Linked DNA regions of Mus musculus: region 1 is linked to region 2. The links are chromatin contacts, found by Hi-C or POLR2A ChIA-PET in ENCODE. All regions are on one chromosome and are shown on one strand. The core of a region is the stretch at or near the end of the contact, and the rest is flanking DNA. Distances in the headings are between cores, read along the strand shown. Region 1 holds the start of Lmf2 (lipase maturation factor 2). Region 2 holds the start of Sbf1 (SET binding factor 1).

The links. Hi-C counts contacts between places; a loop is a spot of excess contacts on that map. ChIA-PET counts read pairs that join two places held with the same protein, here RNA polymerase II (POLR2A).
Region 1: a map of gastrocnemius shows a loop between it and region 2 (4-fold over the local background). The contact joins the promoter of Lmf2 here to the promoter of Sbf1 in region 2. A Hi-C loop is called at or near these places in 11 of 37 maps with a recorded cell type or tissue (gastrocnemius, heart, left cerebral cortex and 1 more). POLR2A ChIA-PET finds 5 or more read pairs at or near these places in 4 of 5 experiments (Patski and embryonic stem cell).

What each region holds. Positions count from the first base shown.
Region 1 is chr15:89,354,048-89,357,487 of GRCm38, forward strand. It overlaps Lmf2 (lipase maturation factor 2), which reads right to left and starts at 1,612. Exons shown (of 14, transcript NM_178919.4): 1 at 1,309-1,612; 2 at 517-770; 3 at 380-408; 4 at 36-250. The coding sequence starts at 1,402. Ncaph2 (non-SMC condensin II complex, subunit H2) reads left to right here and starts at 1,672. Exons shown (of 20, transcript NM_001115132.2): 1 at 1,672-1,896. The coding sequence starts at 1,789.
Region 2 is chr15:89,313,922-89,317,467 of GRCm38, forward strand. Sbf1 (SET binding factor 1) reads right to left here and starts at 1,390. Exons shown (of 41, transcript NM_001170561.1): 1 at 1,141-1,390. The coding sequence starts at 1,195.

The DNA of each region.
Region 1 (3,440 bases), core at 362-2,861, 40 kb after region 2:
CTAGACCATCCCAGCTTCAGGCCCCGGGCCCTCACCAGTGAGTCCCCACCACGTAGGGCAGCGGCTGGTCAACTTGACCACACCAGAGGCGAACATGAGTCGAAACAGCAGCCAGCGCACGAGCCAGAATGGGAGGTCTTCATGGGGTAAGGCTCCTGCTAATCTACCCTGGAGAATCTTGTGTTTGGAAGGCCCCCTCAGCGGGGCTACCAGTATAGCTAGGAAGCCAGTCTCCAGCAGCAGGGAATCCCTATAGGGAGGGAAATATCCTAAATTTCCTATTTAGGTTGCTTAATAGGAACCTCCCAGGGTCCTCCCAGGAGAGGCAAACAACCCTGCCCAGTGGCCTCAGGCAGATTGGGCCCCCGGAATCACTCACCACTGGAAATAAAGGAACACTTGGCCCACCTGTAGGGAGAGAAGTGGTCAGGGAGCCACTGTGTGTCTGCTGCATCAGGTGAGGCAGAGAGAGAGGGTGGGTTAGATGAAGGCTGAAGTTTTAAGTGTCTCACTTGCCTGGTAGGCTGATCGGTATGCAACCCAGAGCAGCAGGTAGACGAAGGGGTGTCTCAGAGAGTTCAGGAGCAGGGCGCCCAGGGCTAGCACGGTGCCCAATAAGGTCAGTAAATCCAGACCTTGGGCAGTATCCAGCCCCAGTCTTGGTGCCTCCCACAGCAGCGTTGGTGTTTCCCACAGCTGCTGCCACAGGCCCTTGCCTTGGGGCCGCAGTGTTCTTCGAGCAGGAAGGATGCCCTCTGGGCCATAGAGGCCTGTGGGAGGGTATGTCAGGGCCAAGTCTTAGACATCTTCCCAGTCTAACATGCACATGAACTTAGGCCCCGGAGATGCTCCACCACCAGCTCCTGGCATGCAGATGTCCCAAACCCCCAACTCCAGGTTGTGCTTGCAGATGTTCCCATCCCAGGCAGGGCTTGCTCTGTCTACCAGATGGTCTCTCTCTCTCACGTTGGAAATTGTTGACCCCCAACACCAGGTTCAGAAGACCTGATTCTGGGTCAGCACCTTCTGTCAATTAGAGCGCATCCCTCTCTTACCTGCCCACAGAGTCCAGGTAGAAATCTGCCACCCACTCCCCTCGGGGTTTTTCCCTAAGCCTAGATGAGACTACTAATAGTTAAGGGAAATCGACCCTTGTGCTTCTTTTTCCTCCACTTTTGTTGCCCGCAAACTACCACCCCTTAATCCCGCGCAGAGAGAGGCCTGGACTTTACACCCGCCTCAGAGGGCAGTGAAGGAAGGGATGCTACCACGTCCACGTGTGACGATTCAACCCCTCCGCGCCCTCACCTGGGATCTGGGTGTAGAGGGACGCAAAGGCGAACAAGTAGACAGCGGCCACACCCTGTAGGAAAAGCTGCTGTGGGACCCGGGAGCTCGCCATGTCCGCTACGCGGTCTTGCCGAAGTAGTGCCCTCTAGTCTCCTAGCTGCCCCCAGCCCGGCCTCTGGCCCACGCCGCAGCCGGAATCCGTCAGTCCGGTCGGGTCACTGAGCTCCACCCAGTGCCAAAGAACTCACCGCTAACCACCTAGAAACTTAGTCTCCTCCGCTCCTCCAGGCCCCCCCCCTAGACACGGAGCCCCGCCCCCGGTGTAGGCCCCGCCCCCGTCGGGCCCGCTTCTTTACTTCTTCGAAACTGGGCCCGCCTGACGTCATACGTGTGCGCGCAGTGCCCTGGCTACGTACTTCCGGGGCGGGAGCACCAAAATGGCGCCAGAACCAGTAGCGGGTTGAGCCATGGTTCCGGGCTTCTAGTCCCGTTCTAGACATGGAGGATGTGGAGGTGCGCTTTGCTCACCTCTTGCAGCCCATCCGGGATCTCACTAAGAACTGGGAGGTGGACGTGGCGGCACAGCTGGGCGAGTATCTGGAGGAGGTGAGGGCGGCGGGGGAATGGCATCGGCCTGGGCGCTCAGGCTGCATTGCCACCCCCCGCCTCCGGGTCTGTAGCCGTCTGGTGTGTCATCCGCAGTCTTGTTTCTTTCCTCACCCCCCTTCAAAATCCAGCCTGCCTCTCGAAACTTTCAGCTAGATTCTCCCGGAGCTGTCCTTTTCAGGCCTCTGTCGGTTAGCGAGCTGTGAAGTCGATTTGGTTGGATGATAATCATTTTTCTCCAACAAGTACATTATTTCCGTTTTCTTTGGGGGAATACAATACATTAAGAAGCAAACTTTTTGTTTTCCCCTTTTGGGGGCGGATTTAACCTGGGGCTTTGGACAGGTTTGGCAGGCACTCTACCACCGAGCTTTTTTTTGGAACCTGTTTTTCTTCTTGAGCCAGGCGCCAAGGCAGGTCTTAAACCCGAAGTCTTCTGTCCCAGTCTCCCGATTATTTGCAACTACCAATCAACCCTACCATACCAGGACTCTTACAGTAATGGAGAGAGATCTGGTTCCCGAAGGAAAAGGGATTTTGTATCTTAGACCTCAAGCCCCGCCCACACGATCTTCCCGCAGTGCGACGCACCCATACCCCAGGCTCTTAATTTGAACCAGTTTTGTCCAGAAGGATCCGCCCCCTCCCCCATCCTGTTGGTGGCCCAGCCCCTCGCCGTAATCTAGCCTATCAGCATTCCATTCCTCCGTTTTGTTTTTTTTTAAGTTCAGGTCTATTCAGTCACTGTCTGCTCCGTTTCTGCACGTTCACACTTTGGCTCAACACAATCGGATCCCACTACTGAATAGTTACAGGTCTCAACTCGAACTGTAGTGGTCTTCGTATTTAAAAATAAAAGAGACGCTCGAAGTGCCCTGTTGGGGAGATTTCTCGGTCTGACAGCTTCCTTTTTGAAACAGTGCTCTTAGGATTTCTATTTGACTGCTTCTGTTTTCTTTCTTAAGTGTCGAGCTTCTTGGGGTGGAGTCTTCTTTCCCTTAAAAATAGAAAATCTTACTTGTGTGATTTTTTTTTTTTTTAAATACAAGTTTTCAACTCCATGTGGTGGGATACACCCATACCGATCTTCCTTGTGAGCTGTCCCAGATTTGTTTGTTCTAGCCACTCCCTTGGCATGTGCTGGGATGTTACTCGAGCTCTTGGATGTTATTTAAAGTGGAGCTTTTGGGTTGTGGTTCAAATTCTAGTCCTCTATTTTGGTAGTGTTTCACTGTTTAACTAAAGGTGAAAATTAAGAGATGTGATAAGGCCTCATGTCTCACACCAAGTTTACCAATGAATTGTGTCAGTTATATTGCAAGAATATACTTCCTTCCCCACTATATCTGGTCTAGGTGTATTAAACCTAGATATTTAAAACCTTCTCATCCAGGCTCTTAGATTGGACACCATCCAGTCTGAAGAATTAAAACTGGAGACAGGGATGGGGGCGCAGGGACCTGGAAAGCTGCCTCATCAATTCAGAGCACTGACTATTCTTTCAGAGGACCCAGGTTCAGTTCTAAGCACCCACAGGACAGATC
Region 2 (3,546 bases), core at 140-2,639:
CATACAGGGTCCATCATGTGGACATTAAACAAAGGAACAGTCCTAGTGGAGACTTAGCAAGAAGAAAGGCAAAGAAGAAAGTTTGGGTCCTGAATGGTGACAGTGACAGCTGGTCTGAGAAGCAGCAGAATAACTGTGTGGAATAGATAACTGGAACACGGTAGGAAGCATTACATCTAGGGATTAAGGGGCTACCTCATCTGGCCACAGTTGTCCCTAAGATACCGCCCCTCTGCAGGTGGACTCTGACAGCCAGAGTACAAGTCCCAGCCTCCATTCCAGACCCACACACTCAACTTCTCTATGCCAGATTCTATGCTGAAGATAGGGCAACAGCAAGGCAATCTCAGTGGGCTATTGGGAGAAATGAGATCATACACACAAAGGGTTGTGCAGGGCCTGGCACACTGAGGACTCCAGCCAACACCCCCCAACACTGTTGTCTCCATGGCTGTGGTTGATGTCACTGTCAGGCTCCGTTTTCTCCTACCCCCAGGACTGAAGGGCTCTCAGACACAGGTGCTGACTCCAGATCAGGGCCTCCTAGATCACCACACTGATCCCCCGCTGAGGGGCCTGGCTTAGAGGCTTGAACACCAGGAATGCTCTCCTCCAAGTGTGACACTTTCGTCTGAAGTCCGGCTCCATACCACCGACGAACCCCTCCCCCTCCACTGCACCCCATCAAGCGGTGCTTGAGGCTTCAGACCTAGCACTGGGTCAGAGAAGCTGGAAGACGAAAACGTTCCGCCCCCCTCTCTGAAATTCCCAGACCCAGCCACCGGCAGGCGGCCAAGGCGGGGTGAGCCCATCCCACCCAACTTGGAATCGGGGAGACCGAACTGCAGCAGGGTCCTCCAGCCTCCCACGCCCGAGCGACACGCCCCTGCCCACCTCGGAACAGCGACGCAGGTGCCCAGGTGTAGGAGGGATGTTTCTTACACAGGCCATGTCGTCCGGGGTCCTCGCGGGTTGCCCCGACGCCACCGTGGCCAATAACTACGGAGGCCTCTTTTCGAGAGCCCCGAGAGCTCGGCCCCAACTCCTGACCCTGCCTCCGGCCGGGTCTTCTTAGCTTCGAGTCCTCAGTCCCAGTCCCTCAGTCCCCCCCAGCTCGTCCCCCTCGGCGCTGAGACTCACCGCGCGGGTGCGGCCCGAACGCCACCAGCACGAAGTAGTCCGCGAGCCGCGCCATGGCAAGGGGCGCAGGCGGGCTCCACGGCTCGAGGGTTCGATGGCGGCGCGCTCATGGCCCGGCGCTGGCCCTAAGCTGCACACTTGGGACACCCCGGGCCCGCTCCTCTGCGGCGCCGCTGACCAGGGCTTCCGCCGCCATCTTCCCAGCCAGCCGGCCCGCCCGGGCGCTTCAGGAGCCTGCGCAGTTCTGCCCCTCCCGTGTAGGCGGGACCTGGCACAGTGCGCTTCCATTGGGCCACTCCGCATGGGGCGGGTCCAGAGGGCGCTGCCCCGCCTACTACCTCATGCTCAAGGACCGGCTCAACCCTTTGGGCGGGTGAAGCTTACGGCGGCCGGGGCGGGTCAGCTACCCTGGTCCCGCGGCCGACATTTCGACCTGAAGCACCACCGGTCAGGATTAGGGCATACTTCCCCGTCGGAACTGAAGCCCCGGAATGAAGGGAGACCTGGACCTCACCCTTGGGAGAGCCTAACTCCGAGGGTCAGGGGCGTGGTCCAGCTCAGTCTGCCTGAAGCAAACCAGTGGAGCTCAGGCCTTGTCCAGCCAGTCTCCCAAACTAGAGGACCGAGCTGGGGGATGGAGGAGTGTCATGGCTTCGCCACTCACCCTGCCAATCTTATGGTGGCCAAGGGAAAGACTTTACAGGCTTTTTTTTTTTAAGTTCCTAGTGCAAAAAGGGGCAGCTAGATATTTCACCATTGGATGGATGGGATATCCAACACCTGCATTTAAAAAAAAAAAAAAAAAAGTTCCAGCTTGAGTCACCTTCCTGCGAAGTTGGATCGCCCTGGAGGTCAGGGGGTTGGCCAGGCCTCTTGCAGTAATACAGGAATGGACACTTGTAGGAGAGGCAAGGTCCTTGACCAGGAGATTAAAGGGGGAGGACTAGGCTTGCTTGTTGATGAGTTTAGTTTTCTGTGAGAACTGAAAGACAAGCCACCTATTAGCATCGTGTTCCCTCCACCTGCAAGATCTGGAGAATGAATGAAAGCAATCTCAGGAGAGACGAGTCCAGTCGTCAGTGTACGTGTATAAAGAGTCTCGGCCCTTGAGAAGCTGAAGCAGGTCGTTCATGAATTCCAGTCCAGTCTCCTTGGCTTCATCAGGAAACCATGTGTCCAAAAAACAGGAGATATAAGGGCCTTTCTGGAGAGATAGTTTAGAGGTTATGGGAATCTGTGCTGGATTTGCAGCACCCTCGCCTGCAATTCTGGGTCCAGGGGGATCTGTCGCCCCCTTCTGGCCTCCGGAACGTGTTTGTGGTGGTGCGTGGACATACATGCAGGGAAAACACCCATACACATAAAGTGAAAATGTCTTTTTTAAGAGAGGGGGATGAGCTTGGTGGTCATGGTGGTGGTGGCAGCGCACGCCTTTAATTAAAGCGCTTGGGAGTCAGAAGCAGATGGAGTTTGAAGCCAGCCTGGTCTACGGAGCTAGTTCCAGAACAGCCAGGAAGCCCTGTCTTGAAAAAAATAAGATAAAATAAAAATAAATAAAAGAGGGGAAGAGGAAAAGACTGTCCTAGGAAAGTTCTGTGCACAGAGACACAAACCTAGCTCTCCTTTGCCAATGCCAGGTGAGCTGCAAAATCTTCCTTTCTGCTTAAAACCTGTGTTTGAACTTGATTGAGTTGGCTGCTTCTGTCAATCAACTAAAACTCGTCTCTATACTCGTAAGAAATGGTGGCAGGGGGCTGGAGAGATGGCTCAGAGGTTAAGAGCACTGACTGCTCTTCTGGAGGTCCTGAATTCAATTCCCAGCAACCACATGGTGGCTCACAGCCTTCTGTAATGGGATCCAATACCCTGTTCCGGTGTGTCTGAAGACAGCTACAGTGTACTCATATACATAAAATAAATAAATTTTTTTAAAAAATGGTGGCAGGCAAGTTTGACTTGGTGTCTGAACCTGGGGTTGCCTCTCCTAGAAACTATAAGGATCCTGTACCCCATTCCTCCCATGACCACTGGGGCCCAGTGTCATTACCTAAAAGAACCCCAATCCTGGCAGGGGGTCCTTTCCAACTATCCTCAAGTGTCTTGCCTCTAAATTGAGTACTCTAACCACTGCATCCCCAGGTCACCTGCTAGCGACTTCTTCTCCTCAAGGGCCTGTCGTCTCCTCTCCTCAACCAGTGTAGGCCCTCCTCCAAGACAATATTCTCGCATCCCACTGCTATGCACATGCACACCTCCAAACGCCTGTCTCCTTGCAGACTGCTGCCTCTGTTTTTCGTTGCCCACGTCTCACCCAGCTATGTATTCTCTTCACCATCTGTATCCTGCAGACCTAAGAAGGTGGGGCGACCCTTCTTGATGACACAACTGACTCAACTTGAGATAAAT